Regions from separate parts of the Homo sapiens genome. Here regions 2, 3 and 4 are each linked to region 1. The links are chromatin loops, found by intact Hi-C in ENCODE. Cell type or tissue: B cell. All regions are shown on one strand. Region 1 holds the start of CHLSN-AS1 (CHLSN antisense RNA 1). Region 2 has its middle 16 kb from the start of ZFAND2A-DT. Region 3 has its middle 10 kb from the start of CYP2W1. Region 4 has its middle 6.1 kb from the start of CHLSN.

Region 1 (5,000 bases):
CAGACAAAACAAGCTATGTTGCAGACGAGTAAAACTTTCGTCATAGACTAAAAGTTTTTGGGTCAGGTGAAGGCAACTAAGCGTTGGGGGGAAGACTGGGGATGGGGAGGCCGACAAGCAGGCATCGGCAACCCAGGCAGGGGCCTGGTCTTCTGTAGCTTGCTGACCTAAGCAAGCAAGACACTGTGTCTTGGAAGTGGACCACTGTGTACATTATTTCCTTCACTGAGAACTGATTTTGCAAAGCCGAGTTTGTGTGACTGTGGAGGGCGAGTGTCCACACCAGGCAGCGTCCAACTCAGCGCTGTTTCTCAGACTGATGTCCCGGGGACAGTCACAGACCCCCGGGGCTGTCCTGCTCCCTGCCGGGTGGCAGTGACCATGGGGATGTGCATGAGGGCTCTAGGTCTGAGGGGTGGTTTGTCCAAGGTCATGGTCAGAGCCAGGACTGACACCTGGGTTCCAGCCTCCGTGCCAGGGGTGTGGCGTGAGCACCACGAGGGGAAACTGGGGACATGTGACACACTGCAGCGCTGAGGGGCCCTGTTCTGAGGAGCCAGTGGAGACCTGAGGACAAAGCATCCGTGTCTCAAGGCTTTGCCCTCTGCTAAGGTGGGCACTGCAGGGACCCCTGAGCTCCACAGAGAAGCGGACCTTACTGGGAGAGGAGCCTGGTGCGCAGGACCGTTGCTGGGGCCGCAGCGTGTGCTGCAGCGTCCAAACGCAGCTCTGGGTTTGTGACTGAGCATGGCGGTGATTCTGCCAGAGGCGGGAAGCCTCCCTGGTGTGCACTCCAGCCTGTGTGAAAACTGTGCCCCAAACCCTCACCTCTGGGGTGCACTCCAGCCTGTGTGAAGACTGTGCCCCAAACCCTCACCTCTGGGGTGCACTCCAGCCTGTGTGAAGACTGTGCCCCAAACCCTCACCTCTGGGGTGCACTCCAGCCTGTGTGAAGACTGTGCCCCAAACCCTCACCTCTGGGATGCACTCCAGCCTGTGTGAAGACTGTGCCCCAAACCCTCACCTCTGGGTGTATTCCAGCCTCCAACAGACTGTGCCCCAAACCCGCACCTCTGGATGTACTCCAGCCTCCACCAACAGACTGTGCCCCAAACCCTCACCTCTGGGGTGCACTCCAGCCTGTGTGAAGACTGTGCCCCAAACCCTCACCTCTGGGGTGCACTGCAGCCTGTGTGAAGACTGTGCCCCAAACCCTCACCTCTGGGTGTATTCCAGCCTCCAACAGACTGTGCCCCAAACCCGCACCTCTGGATGTACTCCAGCCTCCACCAACAGACTGTGCCCCAAACCCTCACCTCTGGGGTGCACTCCAGCCTGTGTGAAGACTGTGCCCCAAACCCTCACCTCTGGGGTGCACTGCAGCCTGTGTGAAAACTGTGCCCCAAACCCTCACCTCTGGGTGTATTCCAGCCTCCAACAGACTGTGCCCCAAACCCGCACCTCTGGGTGTACTCCAGCCTCCACCAACAGACTGTGCCCCAAACCCTCACTTCTGGGGTGCACTCCAGCCTGTGTGAAGATTGTGCCCCAAACCCTCACCTCTGGGTGCACTCCAGCCTCCACCAACAGACTGTGCCCCAAACCCACACCTCTGGGGTGTACTCCTGCCTCCGCCAACAGACTGTGCCCCAAACCCTCACCTCTGGGATGTACTCCAGCTTCTGCCAATAGACTGCCCCAAATCCTCACCTCTGGGGTGTACTCCAGCCTCCGCCAACAGACTGTGCCCCAAACCCTCACCTCTGGGTGCACTCCAGCCTCCGCCAACAGACTGTGCCCCAAACCCTCACCTCTGGGTGCACTCCAGCCTCCGCCAACAGACTGTGCCCCAAACCCTCACCTCTGGGGTGTACTCCTGCCTCCGCCAACAGACTGTGCCCCAAACCCTCACCTCTGGGGTGCACTCCAGCCTTTGTGAAGATTGTGCCCCGAACCCTCTCCTTTGGGGCATGTGGGGCCTTCCCTCGTGCCGGGCTGGAGGCTCAGGCTTAGGGATGGGCATCGGCCTCCCCAGCAGGCCCCTGGCAGACAGCTGGGGACGCAGTACCAAGGGTCTGGGGCTGGTGGTCTGGGAGCCTCTGGGCATCCCGTGGACAGACAGGTAGGAGGGCAGGTAGGTAGAGGGCAGGTAGAACCCCTCGTCCCCCCTTCTCTCCTCCAGCTTTTTCCACGTTGAGGTCTGGTCCTGGACTTCCCAACTTACTGGAAGGAATGGCCCGGGATCCTGGGACAGTTTGTAGGGAAGGGAAAGGCTGTTGAGCAGGGCCCCCCGCCGGGAAACAGGCAGTATCCTCCGCTCCCCTGTCCCTCAGCATGGCCCGGAGCTGGCATCTGTGGGCCACGATGGGCCCCAATTAGCCTGGCCCCAAATCTGCTAGGCGGCGTCCAGGCGGCGTGGGGGTCCCGTAGGAGCCCCGCCGGATGCGCAGACACCTACGGCCGCACCGTTGCTGCGTTTGTCGGTATTTTTCCCATTCCGGTCCCCTTCTGTGGGCCTGGGGAAATTCTGGGGGAGGGTGGGCTTTCTGGGCCGGGACCCCGCAGCGCCATGGAGCTTGTCCAGGAACAGAACCGGCGCATTCTCCTTGTCCTCCAGCCGCCGGCTGCCGGCGAAAGCCGTGGCGGGAACTCACCGAGTCGTGTCGGCCCCATGCCGCCTATTGAGAGGCATCCGTGCCGGCCGCGCAGGGCTCCCTCTGGTCCAGGCGCTCTGGTCCTCGGCGGGGCCCCTGCTCTCCTGGTGGGGCCCTGAAAGTGACGGCACCCCGACGGCCACTGGAGGGAGCTCCAGAACCGAGCCTGCCCTTGAGGCCGGAAACCGCGGCTGGCCCTGGAGCTGCCTTTGGATCGCGGAGTATTAAAAGTGCCCGCACTTGAAATCTTACTGCGTGTCCTGAAGAGAGCCCTGTCCCTTTCCCATGAGATGCTGAGCCGTGATCTGTACTCGGGAAGCACACAGATCTCCTGTCTCCACCCTGGCGTGTTCTGACAGGTGCAGCCGCTGTGTCACCAGCACCCCGGCAAGGGAGACCGCCTCCGTCGCCCCTCCCTGGCCCACGCCCTCCCAGACCCGGCCCTCGTCGCCGCTGTGTCGCTGGTGAGGTGGGTTCCCTGCTCTGGAGCTGCTGAAGAGGCTCCAGTACTTTGCACGTGCTCACATCTAGCTGTGTCCCCGCAGCTGCATGTTTTGTGAGGTTCACCCTGTTGCCGCGCCTGTCCCCGGTGGGTCCATTTCGCTGACGAGTAGCATTCCTTCGATGCGCAGGCCACATCTGTTTATCTGTCCACCTGTTGATGTGCAGTTGGGTTGTTTCCAGTGTTGGGCTCTTATGAGCAAAGCTGCCGTGAACATTTGTATACAGGTGCTTGTGTGGACTTCCGTTCCCATTTTTCTTGGGTAAATGTCTGGAATTGGGACAGCGGGGACAGATGTTAACCATGTTTAATTTTGGAAGTGGCTGCCAAGTGGGGTACGTTTTACCTTCCTCCCACCACCTCAGCTGCACACTTAGTGTATGCCAGTTGGCTGGAGCTGGGCAGGAAGCCAGCCTGTCCAGCCTTGGGTCTGGAGAGGGGCCCCAAGGGGTGCCGTGGCCCCTAGAACAGGATGGGGCCATGTTTCCTCCTGCCCAGGGCCTCATCGTTTCTCAGACTGGTGCTGGGAAGAATCTTCGTGCCCCAAGGGGCTCTGCAGAAAGCGTCCTGTGATGATTAGGGTTGGACAGCGGGGAACGCTGTCTTTTCTCTTTAGAAGCCTTAGTGTGTGTGGCACAGCTCAGATGTCCTGCAGAAAAGAATCGGATGCTGCTCGCTTGACCCGGCGTTTCCCACCCTCCCTCCTGGGGCCTTCTGTGCGCCCTGAGTGTGGGGTGGGCTGGGGCTTCTGGAGCCCTGGAGCCTGGCAGCAGGGGCTGCTCACTGCTGTGGGACCCTCTGGGCTTCAGTCTCCCTCGTGTCCATGGGGCGTCCCCCAGGGTCCCTGCTGGCCCCACATCCGACAGTCTGGGGCCAGGTGACTCGGCCGAGGGAGGAGTCCCTGCACCACGCTAGTTTGGGTGGATGCAGGGCTGGCTCTGGAGACTCAGCCTTTGTCTGCCGGTGCCTTTCAGGGTGACACTTGAGCTTTGAGCTTCGGTTCTCCTGTGTGAGGTCAGCTCGGGATTCCCTCCCTTCCTCTCAGGAGTCAGGGTGTTGCGTTTAGGCGCTGTGGGAAGCTCAGGGTCAGGGTCTGGAACCTGTCAGTGCCCCTGCTCCCCACCGCTGTTCCTTCTGCCCTCACCTTCCATGTCTCCTGCTGGGGGCAGCCTCCCTGCACAGCGTCTCCTCAGAGTCCCTGGAGCAAGGTAAGCCTTGTCTCCCTACAGAGCCACCATCTGCTTCCAAGAGTGGAGCCATCGTGCGTCTTTCCGGGGCCTGTTCTGTGGCTGCTAAGGGCCTGGTCTCCCCATCTTCACGTCACAGCCCATCAGGACCCGGCGCTGTGTCGGGTCTCCTACCCTGCAGCCGACGCGTGTGAAGCCTCTTCCGGTCACGGTGTTCCCGGGGAGGAGACAGACGTGTGTGTTTGTGTGTGTGCATGCGTGCTTGCATATGTGTGCATGCTTGCACGCATGTATGTGTGTGTGTATGCTGCCTGAGGCACACACATCTGTCTAAAGTTCGAGATGTTGAAGTGACTCCCTCCCCTCAGAGGCTGCCAGTTTTGAGTGTGGCTAGTCCCCCTGCCCCCCACCTCTGCAGAGGGAAGAACAGGCTGTTTCTGAGGGGTCTTCCATCTTCCAGGTGGGGACTTGCGGAGCTCTGACTTCTCTGTGGTGTGGTAGAGCTCGCCCTTCTGTGGAAAGAGAACAGCACAGGTACAGGGGTACAGTTAGATTAAGGAGCCGTGGCAAGGGCCCACATTCAGATCAAACCAGGAAGGACCTTACATCACTTAGAAACGTGGGCAGAATCCCTAAAGAGGCGCTTCTTTGGAGAGG
Region 2 (5,000 bases), 110 kb before region 1:
AGCAATCCTCCCTCCTCAGCCTCCCCAGTGGCTGGGACTGCAGGCACACGCCACCACGCCTGGCTTGGCAATGAATTTTTAGATACCACACCAAAAACATAATCTATAAAAGATTGATAAGTTGGACCTTATAAAGGGTATCAGATGCCAAAGAAGATATACAGAGGGCAAATAAGTATATGGAAAGATGCTCAACATCTTATGTCTTTAGGGAACTGCCAATGAAAACGACAATGTAGAAACCACCACACCGCTGTTAGAATGACCAAAATCCAGACACCGACATCACCAAATGCTGGTGAGGACGTGGAGCAACAGGAATTCTCATCATGGCTGTGAGAATGACACTTGGGTGTTTTCTTACGGATCTAAACATATTCTTGCCATCAGATCCGGCAATTGTGCCTCTTAGAATCTACCCAAATGAGTTGAAAACATATATTCACACAAAAACCTGCATGTGAATGTTTGTAGCAGTTTTATTCACCATTGTTCAAATTTGGAAGCAACCAAGGTGACCTTCAAGAGGGAAATGTTGAATGGATAAGCAAAGTGTGGCCCATCCGTCTGGGGAAATATTATCTGACAATAAAAAGAAATGAGGCCGGGTGCAGTGGCTCACACCTGTAACCCCAGCACTTTGTTAGACCAAGGCAGGTGGATCACATGAGGTTGGGAGTTCGAGACCAGTCTGGCCAATATGGTGAAACCCCATCTCTACTAAAAATACAAAAAATTAGCGGCGTGGTAGTGGGCACCTGTAATCTCAGCTACTTGGGAGACTGAGGCAGGAGAGTTGTTTGAACCTGGGAGGCAGAGGTTGCAGTGAGCCCAGATTGCACCCTGGTCACACCACTGCACCACTCCAGCCTGGCCTCGAAACAGTGAGACTCCGTCTCAAAAAAAAAAAAAAAAAGAAAAGAAAAGAAAAAGAAAAGAAATGATCTGGCTGGGTGCAGTGGCTCACACCTGTAATCCCAGCACTTTGGGAGGCTGAGGCAGGAGGATCATTTGAGCCCAGGAGTTCAAGACCAGCCTGGGCAACATAGCAAGACCCCATCTCTACAAAAACTAAAAAACAAAATTGGCTGGGCACGGTGGGGTGCACCTGTAATCCCAGCTACTCAGGAAGCAGAAGCAGGAGGGTCGTTTAAGGCCAGGAGTTCGAGGCTGCAGTGAGCTGTGATGATACCACTGCATTCCAGCCTGGGCAACAGAGCAAGATCCTGTCTCTAAAATTTAAAATTTTAAAAAAGAAGGCTCCAGGAAGTGGGCATCTAACAGGGAGATACCACATAAAGCTGGAAAGGGATGCTGGACACTTCAGGGACGGCTGGACGGGCGTCTAGGCTGCGGTTGATGCTCAGGGAGGAAAGCTTCCTCGTGCCCGGTAGGTCTTCTGGTCCCGACCAGCCGTCATTCCCGCAAACACCGCTGGAGGGCGCGCGTGGTAACTGGAAAACGCCCACATGGGTTCCTCGGTGTGACGAGCTGTAATGATGCCACTGCACTCCAGCCTGGGCAACAGAGCAAGATCCTGTCTCTACCATAAGAAAAAATTTAAAAAAAGAAGGCTCCGAGAAGTGGGCAGTTAACAGGGAGATACCACATACAGCGGGAAAACACAATAAAACCAAAACGCCAGCCAACCACGTTGCACAGGAGGGCCCAGGGGAATGCAACCTGGTATCAACAAGGAATGGGCTGGCCGGGGGCACCGGTGCTGTCAAGGGGCTCAGGAGTGTCTGTCCTCTGTAAGCCAGAGCAGACGATACAAGACGTGGTTCTAGAAAGGTTTCCCTAGTAGCAATGAAAATCATGGGACCCCAGAATAATTGGGGTCAGGTGGTAGTGCTGACTCATCAGAAGCCAGGTGGGTGGAATCCTTGCGAGGGCAGCAGGCTGAGTGGTGACGGGGAAGCGGGAGCTGCAGACGGCTATGAAGATGGTTCATAAAACGTGGTATTCCTAGGGGACAGACAGACAGCCAACAAGAATATTACTTAAAGATCGAACCAAGAGAAGTCAACAATGGATACCAGAGGGCGGCGGGAAGCCACTGCAAGGCAACGTCTCGGTGCTTTGCTTGGCTTCCTGACCTGAGCCAGCCTTTGACCTGTGACTCAGTGCCTGCAGGAAGACCTCCCCGAACCACAGCGCGTGCAAGCTGTCACGATGCGCCTGGGCCTTGCACGAGAGGACCCTACAGCCTCCCTCGAAGGAGATGCCGGACACTTCAGGGACGGCTGGACGGGGGTCTACGCTGCCGTTAATGCTTAGGGAGGAAACGCTCATGGTGCCCAGTGGGTCTTCTGGTCCCGACCAGCCGTCATTCCCGCAACCACCACTGGAGGGCGCGCGTGGTACCTGGAAAACGCCCACATGGGTTTCTCGGTGTCCCGGAAGCTGTCCTGGCGGACACGGCCACGCAGAAGCCTCTGAAACTGCAGCCCCTGCTGCCCCGGCTCCCCTTGCAAGATAAGAAATCAAAGCAATGATGTGTTCCTGGGAGACGGGCAGGGCTTTGAGCCAGCTGTAAAGATCCAGAGGTCCCCATCCCATGCCCGTTTAAATAATTATTCTGGCCCCTGCAAAAAAGCAAGACCAGTCATGAAATACGACCGAGGATGGTGCAGACCTCACCAAGTCAAAGCCCGAAACGGCTACAGGCACGGCGTCTTCCCCGGAGCAGGCACACGGCCTCAGGGATGCGACGTTGGCCGCTGAGCTGGAAAGGGCCTTTTCCCATCCCTGTCAGTACGGAGATCAGAAGCAGTTCCTGTTCACACGGAAGGACAAAAGCATGCGTTTAAAATTTTGTCCCGGCCGGGCGTGGTGGCTCACACCTGGAATCCCAGTGCTTTGGGAGGCCAAGGCGGGTGGATCGCTTGAACACAGGAGTTCAAGACCAGCCTGACCAACATGGCGAAACCCCATCTCTACAAAAACAATGACAGAAATTAGCTGGGCATGGTGGCTCACACCTGCTGACCCTCATGGCACTAGGGGTAGCTGGGGTGGGAAAAGACGTGTGTGGAATTCATGACAGCCCGACCAGAGAACACACTGTATTCCCAAGGCTCCACAGCAAGGCCAGGTGTCCCCTGCCCCATGTCCCCTGCAGCAGGGAACCGTCTGGCCCTGGCGGAGACGGAACAGGGCACTATCTGGCCAGGGGGCATGAAGCAACTATGTGGCAAGAGCTTCCCTTCTGAGCTGGACCCCGTCAGATCCAACAAGTCACAGGCCAGGCAGCCCAGCCGCAGGGCTCCGAGTGGAAGGGTCCATGGGACAGGCCCAAGCAGGTCCGAGTGCGGGGGGGACACCACCCTCCACTGCCACGCCAGTACCTTCTGCCCGTTCCCACCTGCGGTCATGGGAGGGGAACTTGGTGACCAGCAGACGGAGGAAGAACAGAGCCGCCCTTGGTTCGCAAGTGGGTTGGCTCAGTACTGAGCACCCACTGAAAGTGGATTGTTGCCACGTTACAGGCCCACTCAGAGGTGGCCCTGAAAGACACTGTGGACAGAAATCTCCGGGCCAGAGCCTCAGGCCACGCATCTGGCCGTCCACTCCTCTGTGTAGGAAGAACAGTGGCCCACGGTAAGAACACACACAGCCCACGGGCGGTGGCGGGTGGCGTGGCTCTTTTGTCAGGGGCCTGGAAGTGAGGTGGGAGCGGGGACTTGACTCCAGAGGCGGGGCTTGGACATTAGACCTAATTGAGGACTAGCTGAAACAGGGACAAGGCCCAGACGCGGCCGCTCACGCCTGTAATCTCAGCACTTTGGGAGGCCAAGGCAGGTGGGTCACCTGAGGTCAGGAGTTCGAGACCAGCCTGGCCAACGTGGTGAGACTCCGTCTCTACTAAAAATACAAAAATTAGCCAGGTGTGGTGACATGTGCCTGTAATCCCAGCTACTCAGGAGGCTGAGGCAGGAGAATCACTTGAACCCAGGAGGCGGAGGTTACAGTGAGCCGAGATTGTGCCACTGCCCTTCAGCCTGGGTGACAGAGCAAGACTGTTTCAAAAAAAAAAATTAATTTAAATTAAAAAAAATAAATTGGTGTGTGGAGTGGGGGTGCTCTCACCTCACTCTATTCACTGCATCTCCTGGCTGACACGCGTCCAGTCCAGCTAAAATCAGTACTTCCTAATGATAGCAGCCTGGTCTCCCCGTGCGCCCCTTACTTACGACACCCCAGAGAGCTGAGTAACTGCCAATTATTATTGCGGGGAAGGAGGTAAGAAACCTTAACTGTGTTCTATACCTTTACCCTGAAAGAGACTGTCAGGGAAAATGGGAAGGGATGGGGTCCTGTGCCTGTGGGACTCAATTTTAATGCTTGTGTGGATGTGGCACATCGGGCCCATCTCCCCCCCGGGTTCCTGGCCCTGGATGGATGGGGCTGGGGAAGCTTAGCGCTGCTTATCGAGCTCTGCTGCGGAAGCTGCAGCCACATAATTACTCATTTGCCTTGTTTGTGCCTGTCTTCACGGCACACTCTTCCCCTGGTTCTAGGGTCTGGTCACGTTTGCGAGTCTGTGTCGCTGGGTTCTTTATGTGCCCACTTAGCCACCCTGGCACCTGCCATCCTCTTTCCTGCTTAAACCTAACAGGAATGGATTTCCATCACGGGCGTTTCTAATGTGCTCTGAGCAAGCTTCTGGGAGGCGCCGAGACGTGCAGAGTGGATGGCTACTGATGTGGCAGGAGGAGGGGAAGCAGGAGGCACACTGGGGCCTATGTGTCCTTAGAGAAGAGACGGGGTTTACCGGGTGAGGTGGCTCACGCCTGCAATCCCAGCACTTTGGGAGGCCAAGGTGGGTGGATCACCCGAGGTCAGGAGTTCAAGACCAGCCTGGCCAACATGGCAAAACCCCGTCTCTACTAAAAATACAAAAATTAGCTGGGTGTGGTGGCAGATGCCTGTAATCCCAGCTACTCGGGAAGCTGAGGCAGGATAATCACTTGAACCCGGGAGGCGGAGGTTGCAGT
Region 3 (5,000 bases), 73 kb after region 1:
GGAGATGAGGCTGTTTGCTCTTCCTTGGCCAGCATCCAGCCCCGTCCCCCAACTGTTGTGGCCAAAATTCTGACCACCCACGACACAGGGCCTGCTGTGTGCACCCCACTGGCCCAGGGCGGGCCTTGCCGGCGGCAGGCGAGGAGTCCAGCCCCTCCTGGTGTCGGTCAGGTGAACTCACAAACAGGAAGGCACGTTGCACAGCACGAACCTTCAGATCTGCCAGGCGGTGCCTGCGATCCGGCTGCTGGCAGCACAGCTTTGCAGAGAAGCTGCTGGGAAGGGTCCGTGTTCAGCCCAGCAGTCAGGGTGCTCAGTGGCCCCTATGCTGTGAGGCACCTTAAACAAACAGCAGAGGGAGACCCGCAAAGTGCAAAGAAGGGGCAGCAGCCTCCAGAAGGCAGGGCTGATGGATCCGGAACCAGAGCTCTGAGCTTCCCAGCAGCCGAGTCAGAAAGGGAAATGGGGTGGGTACTGCTGAGTCCTCACCGACCATTAGTGGGAAAAGGTCTTGAAGACCTGGGCCTCCCTTCGACAGCACAGATGCTCCCCTGACACCGGCTGGGGAGTGCTCTCCTGTCAGGGGTTCCCACCTCTGTGGATCGTAAGGTGCCAAGCTCCTCAGGGCTCCCTGGCGAAAGATGCCGAAGGGTGGCGCAGAGAAGTCACCTGGAATGTGGCTCAGAGAACCACGCAATGCCCTGGGGTCTCCCTACCCCGTGCAGGTCAGTGAGGGCACCCGCCCATGCAACCCCAGGGGCCAGCCACGTCGGGCCACATGTGCTGGGGCTGTGTGTGCCAGAGAACGGGCTGTGAGTCCCTGTCTCAGCTGGCGCTTGTGCGGGACTCCTGAGCCAGGAAGCCTCCGGCTAAGGAAGCCCCGCCTTAGCCTGGAGACGACCCTCACGTCCGTCCCTCACGTCTGTCCCTCGGCAAGTGCTCCTCACTGTGGAGAGGGCAGCTGCTGACCTGCAGCAAGCCAGGTGGCGGATCAAGATTTGTGCCAAGTGAGGGGCCAAACTTAGCGTGGGCATGCGTGCTTTTCTCTTTACATGTGTCCAAGGCCATAAGCGATGGGCTGTGACAAAGCACATCTGGGCTGAGCTCAGGGAGAAATGTCCCCTGCAGTAGATATGCAAGTGTGTGCAGGTGTCAGAAACACCAAGCCACACACTGATAACTCATGCCGGGTGCGGCGGCTCACACCTGTAACTCAGCACTTTGGGAGGCAGAGGCGGGAGGATCGCTTGAGCTCAGGAGTTTGAGACCAGCCTGGGCAACATGGCTAAACTGCCCCCCAACAAAAAATAAAAAATCCGGGGATGGTGGCATGTGTCTGAAGTCACAGCTACTCGGGAGGCTGAGGTGGGAGGATGGCTTGAGCTCGGGAGGTCAAGGCTGCAGTGAGCAGTGATTACACCACAGCAAGAGCCGGCATCTAAAAAAAATTTAGTGCGGTGAGCACTAAATTTAGTGGCTCACGCCTGTAATCCCAACACTTTGGGGGGGGCCAAGGTGGGCGGATCATGAGGTCAGGAGTTCGAGACCAGCCTGACCAACCTGGTGAAAGCCCATCTCTACTAAAAATACAAAAATTAGCTGGGTGTGGTGGTGGGCGCCTGTAGTGATCCCAGCTACTCAGGAGGCTGAGTCAGGAGAATCGCTTGAACACGGGAGGCAGAGGTTGCAGTGAGCCGAGATCGTGCCATTGCACTCCAGCCTGGGTGACAGAGCGAGACTCTGTCTGAAAAAATAAATACATAAAAATAAAAGTAATGTTTTTAAATAATCAAAGGGAGCATTGTTTGGAAGTCAGAATCACATTGCCTGTGGGGGTGAGCAGACCTGTGGAGACTGGGCTTTCCAGGCCAAAGGGCCCTCCCTGACATTGGGGGTGCGAACACGCAGAGCAGGCTGGAGACCTCTCACAGCACTGTGCGGCTTCCGGAAACCGTCCCCTGCCCCAGCCCACCCAGCCCTCTGAGGAAGCGGCCTCTGAGCAGTTTCTTGCAGGATTGATGTCTGAGAAACAGCTCACACCAAGTGCCGTCTGCTCACTCCACCAAGAGTGACACAGGTTCGGCCGCTGAATCACCCTCAGAGCACTGTCCTCCCTCCAAGCCCCCAAGAGAGTGGCATCTTTTTAGAGACAGGGTCCCGCTCTGTCGTCCAGGCTGGAGTGCGGTGGCATGAGCTCTGCTCGCTGCCACCTCCACCCCCCTGGGCTCAGGCGATTCTCCTCCCTCAGCCTCCTGAGTAGCTGGGAACACAGTTGCTACCACTACACCCGGCTAATTGTTGTATTTTTTGTAGAAGCGGGGGGCCTCACTGTGTTGCCCAGGCTGGTCCCAAACTCCTGGGCTCAAGCGATCCTCCCACCCCGGCCTCCCACCGTGCCTGGGATTTATTTCTGGATGACTCGGTGCCCAGTGTTCACATCCCAGAGCCTCAAGCTGACCTTCCAGCCCGGGCCGGCGCTGTCCGCTCCCCACTCCTCTCCCTGGAGCGCTGGCAGCCTCCAGCTGGGCTCTTTCTCTGCCTGCCTGTCCCTGCCTGTCCCTGCACAGATCAGGTGGCGCCACCTGCCGTCCGTCCAGTCCCTCGGCTCTTGCTCCAGTCACAGTCAGGCCCTGGCCGGGCGCCGTGTGCCATGCGCCCTCCAGTGGCTCCCAGGGAACGGGCGCTCTCTCCACGCGCTCCAGCTGCCGTCCCCCTGCCCTGTCTGGGTCAGGCCACCCCCCGCCCACTGGGACCTCAGAAGCACTCGTACCCCTGCTGGCTGCGTGGGTTTCACAGGCGATAAAGCTGAGTGCAGCCTCAAACCCTGAATAGTCATCAAAGTTAGGATCCTACAGACTCCTCCAAGCCTCACCTCATCACCCCTGTGGCCCAGCAGTCCAGAGCCATGGGCCACCCCCTCCCCCGCTTGTTATGCAGCAGGAGCTACCCGATGCACTCTGACCTCAGACACCCTAGGACTTTGCTTAGATTTCACAAGGGACTGAGTCCAGGCAGGAGGGGTGGGGAATTTGGCCAGCGATGGGCCTGCCTCGGGGCATTTGTGAGACCTGCCCGGAGAGACAGCTGGGCGCTAGGCTGAGCTGTCCAAGTCCCACTGCCCTCTGAAGCCTGGTGAGCCCACCCAGCCCTCCAGTGTCTTACCTCCTTCCCCCTCAGCATCCAAGGTGGGAAGAAGACCCCCGCTCTGAGGGAGCCCCAGCAATCACGGGGAGGGCCCAGGTCCCAGAGTGAGGCCGGCTTCCAGCCTCTGGGTTCCAGAAGTTTCCTAATGGGGGCTGCCCACTCCGAGGGAGGAGCTTCAGGACATCTGAACCAGGACCCCCGCACTGGACAAGGCCCCAGGCCCCTACATGTGTGTTCCCTGTGGGTGTGGTTGAGCGGTGGCGTGGCAGCTCCCTTGGGTCACTTGGGTTCCATTAAACGGCGTCTCCGTGGGTAAAGCTTGGTCTCCTCCTAAGCCCGGCCAGCCCGGCACTCAGATGGCCTCACCCTCCGAGCTTACTGTGGGGGGGCCTCACCCTCCGAGCTTGCTGCGGGAGGTTTGCAGATGGCTCGGGGACTGTGTGGTTTTGTTTTGCCTTGACTTAGGATGGTAATGGGAGGCACGTGCAGCACGGCTGAGGGCCAGCCTCAGACCCAGAAGCAGATCTGGGGCCAAGAGCAGCCTGCCCACCCCAGGAGGGTCCTTCCCTGGAGACCTAGAGGCGGGGGGGTACAGGGGCCGGGGTCGGCGTCCCTCCTGCTGCTGAGGACAGACGTCCGGGGAGCAGTTCAGCCACGTCGTGAGCCATGGGGTTCGGGGTGTCTGCCTCTCCCATGACATCTGGGCACCATGGGGTGGATGTCCACAGAGGCATCTCCCGAAATCCATGCGTGAGGAAGCTGGGCTCGCGGGCTGCCTGCTGCCTGAGTTCTCTGGGACCCTTGAAAAGGACCCATTGGCAGGTGCGTGGATAAAGCAGGACAAATCCACCACTCCCCACTCACTCGAGGTCCCCAGAGCCCTCACACCCACAGACCAGGAAGGAGAAGGACTGGGGAGGGACTCGGAGTGGGTGTTTAACGCAAGCAGGGCTTCAGCCCGGGAAGATGAGGAGGCTCTGGAGGTGACAGTGGTGGCCGTGAATGTGCCTGTGCCCCTGAACTGTGCACTTCAACATGGCTGATGGTGAATTTTCTCTACGTGTATTTTATCACCATTTTTAAAAATAGCAACAAAGAAACACTTGGAAATGAGGCGTAGACAGTGGCCTGTCCCATCCGTGCCAAGCCCCGGCATTTCCCAGCAAGCCCCCGGGACGTGCCTGTGCACCTGGCCGGCAGCCTGAGTGCAGCTGTGAGAAACGGGCACCCAGGTCTGCCCGGTCGAGAAGGTGGCACCTCCGGGGTTCGGGTCTCACTCGGCCCCCCCCTTCCCTCCTGCCCGCCCCACACCCCTGCCCACGCCCATGGGCATGAGTTAAAGGAGATTTGATACCTGCTTACTCTGTTTTCACTAAGCTAGGCTTGTTTACACTTGAGGATGAGGCATTTGGACCGCCTAACTTGGGGGGCCCTGGCTGTACCCCGTGGAGGAGCCCTGTCATCTCGCTGGGTGAGATGGGGTGAGAGGTCGCGTGAGTCGGGCGAGCGGGGTCAGGGTTGGGGTTGGGGTTATGTTTATTGTCTTAGTGCTTTGAGGGGAAGCTCAGCCGTCACTCATCACCCTGTACTTGGTGTCCCTCATGTCGGCTGGGCCTCCATGAAGCGGGGCGGGACAGGGTCAGCGTTTCCTCCCCACGTGGGCCTCGGGCTCCCCTGGGCCCAAGGAGATGAATACCCCAGGCCAATGTAAGGCGGGGGCCCGAGGGTCCCCTGCAGGGCCGGGAGGGCGGGGCCTGAGTCCTTCACCCCACCCAGGAGGCCGACTAAGTTGGGGGCACAAGGGTCCCCTGTAGGGTTGGGAGGGCTGGGCCTGAGTCCTCCACCCCACCCGGGAG
Region 4 (5,000 bases), 78 kb before region 1:
AAGTGAGGAGCCCCTCTGCCCGGCCAGACGCCCCGTCCAGGAGGGAGGTGGGGGGGTCAGCCCCCCGCCCGGCCAGCCGCCCAGTCCGGGAGGGAGGTGGGGGGTCAGCCCCCCGCCCGGCCAGCCGCCCCGTCTGGGAGGGAGTTGGGGGGATCAGCCCCCCGCCTGGCCAGCCGCCCCATCCGGGAGGTGAGGGGCGCCTCTGCCCGGCCGCCCCTACTGGGAAGTGAGGAGCCCCTCTGCCCGGCCAGCCGCCCCGCCCGGGAGGGAGGTGGGGGGATCAGCCCCCCGCCTGGCCAGTCGCCCCGTCCGGGAGGTGAGGGGCCCTCTGCCCGGCCGCCCCTACTGGAAAGTGAGGAGCCCCTCTGCCCGGCCAGCCGCCCCGTCCGGGAGGGAGGCGGGGGGGGGGGGGTCGGCCAGCCGCCCTGTCCGGGAGGGAGGTGGGGGGGGTCAGCCCCCCGCCTGGCCAGCCGCCCCGTCCGGGAGGGAGGTGGGGGGATCAGCCCCCCGCCTGGCCAGTCGCCCCGTCCGGGAGGTGAGGGGCGCCTCTGCCCGGCCGCCCCTACTGGGAAGTGAGGACCCCTCTGCCCGGCCAGCCGCCCCGTCCGGGAGGGAGGTGGGGGGGACAGCCCCCCCGCCCAGCCAGCCGCCCTATCCAGGAGGTGAGGGGCGCCTCTGCCCGGCCGTCCCTACTGGGAAGTGAGGAGCCCCTCTGCCTGGCCAGCCGCCCCGTCCGGGAGGGTGGTGGGGGGGTCAGCCCCCCGCCCGGCCAGCCGCCCCATCCGGGAGGTGAGGGGCGCTTCTGCCCGGCCGCCCCTACTGGGAAGTGAGGAGCCCCTCTGCCCGGCCACGACCCCGTCTGGGAGGTGTGCCCAGCGGCTCATTGGGGATGGGCCATGATGACAATGGCGGTTTTGTGGAATAGAAAGGCGGGAAGGGTGGGGAAAAAATTGAGAAATCGGATGGTTGCCGGGTCTCTGTGGATAGAAGTAGACATGGGAGACTTTTCATTTTGTTCTGTACTAAGAAAAATTCTTCTGCCTTGGGATCCTGTTGATCTGTGACCTTATCCCCAACCCTGTGCTCTCTGAAACATGTGCTGTGTCCACTCAGGGTTAAATGGATTAAGGGCGGTGCAAGATGTGCTTTGTTAAACAGATGCTTGAAGGCAGCATGCTCGTTAAGAGTCATCACCACTCCCTAATCTTAAGTACCCAGGGACACAAACACTGCGGAAGGCCAAGGCCGCAGGGTCCTCTGCCTAGGAAAACCAGAGACCTTTGTTCACTTGTTTATCTGCTGACCTTCCCTCCACTATTGTCCTATGACCCTGCCAAATCCCCCTCTGCGAGAAACACCCAAGAATGATCAATAAAAAAAAAATAAATTAATTAAAAAAAAAAAAAAAAAAAAAAAAAAAAAAAAAAACTTAAGAGTGAGGCCAGGTGTGGTGGCTCAGGCCTGTAAGACCAAAACTTTGGGGGGGCCAAGGCGGGTGGATCACTTGAACCCAGAAGTTCAAGACCAGCCTGGGCCACGTGGCAAAACCCTGTCTCTACAAAAAATACAAAAATTAGCCAGGTGTGGTGGTGCGTGCCTGGAGTCCCACCAACTCGGGAGACAGAGGTGGGAGGATCGCTTGAGCCCAGGCCCTCAAGGCTGCAGTGAACCATGACTGTGCCACTGCACTCCAGTCTGGATGACAGAGCGAGACCCTTCTCAAAAAAAAAAAGTTGATGGAACCCAAAGCCTACCTGATGGAAATGAAGGTGTCCCCAGAGTGCCACTGAGAGCGGGCGAGTCGGCCGTGGCCCTGCCGGCTGGAGTGTCAGAGTCAACCGTGGAGGTCACTGGCCCTGCCTTTTTTTTTTCTGAGATGGAGTCTCACTCTGTTGCCCAGGCTGGAGTGCAGTGGCACGATCTCAGCTCACTGCAACCTCCGCCTCCTGAGTTCAAGCTATTCTCATGTCTCAGCCTCCCCCTCCCAAGTAGCTGGGATCACAGGCGCCCGCGATCGCGCCCGGCTAATTTTTGTATTTTTTAGTAGAGACGGGGTTTTGCCATGTTGGTCAGGTTGGTCTCGAACTGCTGACCTCAGGTGGTCCACCCGCCTCAGCCTCCCAAAGTGCTGGGATACAGGTGTGAGCGACTGCGCCCGGCCGAGGCTCTGCCTTTTCAAAAGCAGATTTGGACCTGGGCTGGTGCGGCCGCGGGAGCAGATGTTTGCAGATGCTGAACGTTTTCTCTGGCTGGGTTGGACAGGCTCACAGTCCCGCGCCTGGCATCTCGCGTCACCCCACCTGCCTACAGCAGGGGAAGCGCGTCTCGGGAAGTGTCCTCGCCCCCTGCCTCGGGGGCTCTCCTTTGCCTGAGTTGGGCTTTGGCTGGCATCACTGTTTTATCTGTGCAGGGCCCAGGGCCGTGCCGTCACCCCTGGTGCCTGGCATCTTGGACAGGAGCCTGGGAGCCTGGCTGCTACTTCCCTTTCTGGTGTACGGGCTGCAGTATCAAAACATTTTCACAAGATGTCCCCAAAAGGCCTTTTAAGTCAGAGTGAGGGTTGACAGCGTCCGGTATTCCTGGTGAGAAATTAGGTCCAGCGTCACAGGAAGGACGGATATAACCAGCCCATCAATCCTAACTCAGTTTCTCCAGGTTAACAAAGTTAAAAGGGATCGGGGATATTTTTTAATGTACTCTTCATTAACCTTCCAGATGTATTCTTTGCAGTAAGCCTAAGACTGCACTTGAATGATCAGCTCAGAGATGAGTTCCTAAAATAGGTCAGCGGCTGAAATTGCTGTAGTTTTCCAAATGCTGAGCTTAAGAATGAGGATCTTTGACATCCGCTCAGTATTGTAAATGTCTGTATTTCTTTGGAGACAGGGTCTTGCTCTGTCACCTAGGCTGGAGTGCAGTGGTGCATTCATGGTTCACTGTAGCCTTGAACTCCCAGGCGTGAGTGAAGCTCCTACCTCAGCCTCCCGAGTAGCTAGGACTACAGGTGTGCACCACCATGCCCAGCTAATTTAAAAATATATATTTTTTTATAGAGATAGGGTCTCACTACGTTGCCCAGGCTGGTCTCGAACTCCTGGCCTCAAGTGACCTTTCTACCTTGGCCTCCCGAAGTACTGGGCTTATAGGCGTGAGCCATGGTGCCTGGCCTTCAATATTGCAGATGTGTTGAGAGGATCATTGTGTTCTGGGGAACCCGGTGACAGAGAAACTAGTCTGACTTTTCTGCGTGGATGCATATGAAGTTTTTGCAGATAAATGTTGATTTACTTCATTTTGCTGAAATGATATTAAAAACTTATAATCACAGTTTATTATACAAGGTGAATAAAGGAAAGAGGAGAGTATTTAGGCCGAGATATTAGTTGAATGCTGTTAGAGAGATTTTTTGCTGTTTTTCAATTTGTTTGTCTTATTTAGAGACAGTCTTGCTCTGTTGCCCAGGCTGGAGGGCAGTGGCGTCATCACAGCTCACTGCAGCCCTGACTTCCTGGGCTCAAGGGATCCTCTCACCTCAGCCTCCCAAGTAGCTGGGACCACAGGTGCATGCCACGATGCCCTGGTAATTTTTAATTTTTTTTGTAGAGGTGGGATCTTGCTATGTTGCCCAGGCTGGTCTCTAACTCCTGGGTTCAAGTGATCCTCCCACCTCAGCCTCCCAAAGTGCTGGGATTACAGGTGTGAGTGCCCGGCCCTGTTTTTCATTTCTTTTGTTTGAGGATGTTGTTCTTTGATTTCTACCTCACATTGTTCCGACATCGGGATGGGGAGGCTCTGCTGACATGCAGTGTTGAGGCTGCACCCACTCCTGAGCTACATTATGACATCATCTTAGAACACATTAAAAGCTAAGATTTTCTTGCAATCGATGCTGCAAGAAATGCCTTTTAAAATGGCCTTTTTTGGCCGGGCGCAGTGGCTCACTCCTGTAATCCCAGCACTTTGGGAGGCCGAGGTGGGCGGATCGCGAGGTCAGGAGTTCGAGACCAGCCTGGCCAACATGTTGAAACCCCCGTCTCGACTAAAGATACAAAAAAATTTAGCCAGGCGTGTTGGCACGTGCCTGTAATCCCAGCTACTCGGGAGGCTGAGGCAGGAGAATCGCTTGAACCTGGGAGGTGGAGGTTGCAGTGAGCTGAGATCGTGCCATTGCAGTCCAGTCTGAGCGACAGGGCGAGACTCTGTCTCCAAAAAAAAAAAAAAGCTTTTTAGAGCAGCTCTGTAATTTTTCATTCTGGATGTTTCGTTCCACACTGAAGCTATTTTTGCAGATAGTTGTGCTGTGGTGAATCTTAAGAAAAAAATGAAACAGCAGTCCACTCAGAGGACCAGCGTTTCCCTCTTCTGGTTTCACTTAAACAGTCCCTGGAGAATGAGGGCAATTAGAAAGGTTACTGTTTCTATGGCAATTGGGTAAAAAGTTGATGAGATTCTAGATAAAATCGGCTGTTCAACAAGCCGGGGTCAGCGCACACAGTGCTGAGCAGTGTGATCGTTTGCAGGGGTGATTTGGGCCAGTCGTTTGGCTGGGTGTTCGCCCATTTCCCCAGGACTTCTGTGGCACCCACGCTTTGTCCATCACTCGCAGCCTCTGATTCCCTGTTCTGCGGGAGCCAAGCCTATCTTCCATCGTGCTACACAGCTGGGTCTCTTGGCGGTAAATCTTGGAAGTTCTGTCTGAAGCAGTGATTCCTAAACTTGTTCAGGTGTCAGAAACCCAACCAGTCTTGGCCTTCCACGGCCTACCAAGAATACAGCTGAACTGAGTGCTGCACATGCAGTGTTCTGCAACACCAGATGCATCAGATACTGAATCTAGCATAAACAGACAACAAGCATCCAAGGTGTGAGATGAAGTTTGTAGGAAGAAAGATACCGTGGAGAAAATGGTATCACTTTAAGCTTTGCTGTAAACGAGAAAAGCCAACTTAATCCAATTTGAGGGCCAGAGATCCTTGGGAGATGGTTAAGAGTATTTTGCA

Evidence for each region. A loop is a pair of places that touch in the nucleus more often than their neighbours do. Peaks named below come from ENCODE experiments on the same cell type or tissue, not always from the same donor. Only the 100,000 strongest peaks of a DNase experiment are listed, where the experiment ranks them.
Region 2: a loop joins it to region 1, with 5 times the contacts of the local background. A loop is called at or near these places in 7 of 110 quality-filtered maps.
Region 3: it touches region 1 in a loop (30-fold over the local background); 106 of 110 quality-filtered maps call a loop at or near these places.
Region 4: it touches region 1 in a loop (6-fold over the local background); 4 of 110 quality-filtered maps call a loop at or near these places.

What each region holds. Positions count from the first base shown.
Region 1 is chr7:1,063,739-1,068,738 of GRCh38, reverse strand. All of the region lies in intron 2 of CHLSN (cholesin), which reads left to right. CHLSN-AS1 (CHLSN antisense RNA 1) reads right to left here and starts at 3,008. Exons shown (of 3, transcript NR_187853.1): 1 at 2,655-3,008. RefSeq lists an enhancer at 2,866-3,035 and a silencer at 4,092-4,386. In B cell, CTCF peaks have their summits at 2,598 and 2,797 (motif pointing right); DNase peaks (open chromatin) are centred at 2,908 and 3,449; H3K4me3 peaks cover 364 bases; H3K27me3 peaks cover 2,213 bases.
Region 2 is chr7:1,173,652-1,178,651 of GRCh38, reverse strand. No RefSeq gene overlaps it. Among named protein-coding and RNA genes, the nearest start is that of ZFAND2A-DT, 16 kb to the right of the region's middle. RefSeq lists a silencer at 1,439-1,488. In B cell, CTCF peaks have their summits at 1,211, 1,422, 2,175 and 2,375 (motif pointing right); DNase peaks (open chromatin) are centred at 1,441 and 2,341; H3K4me3 peaks cover 493 bases; H3K27me3 peaks cover 671 bases.
Region 3 is chr7:990,923-995,922 of GRCh38, reverse strand. It overlaps a transcript of CHLSN not described here. Among named protein-coding and RNA genes, the nearest start is that of CYP2W1, 10 kb to the right of the region's middle. RefSeq lists an enhancer at 182-231 and a silencer at 2,767-2,856. In B cell, CTCF peaks have their summits at 2,450 and 2,654 (motif pointing left); a DNase peak (open chromatin) is centred at 2,592; H3K27me3 peaks cover 1,401 bases.
Region 4 is chr7:1,141,867-1,146,866 of GRCh38, reverse strand. No RefSeq gene overlaps it. Among named protein-coding and RNA genes, the nearest start is that of CHLSN, 6.1 kb to the right of the region's middle. RefSeq lists an enhancer at 732-1,425. In B cell, a CTCF peak has its summit at 2,554; a DNase peak (open chromatin) is centred at 2,496.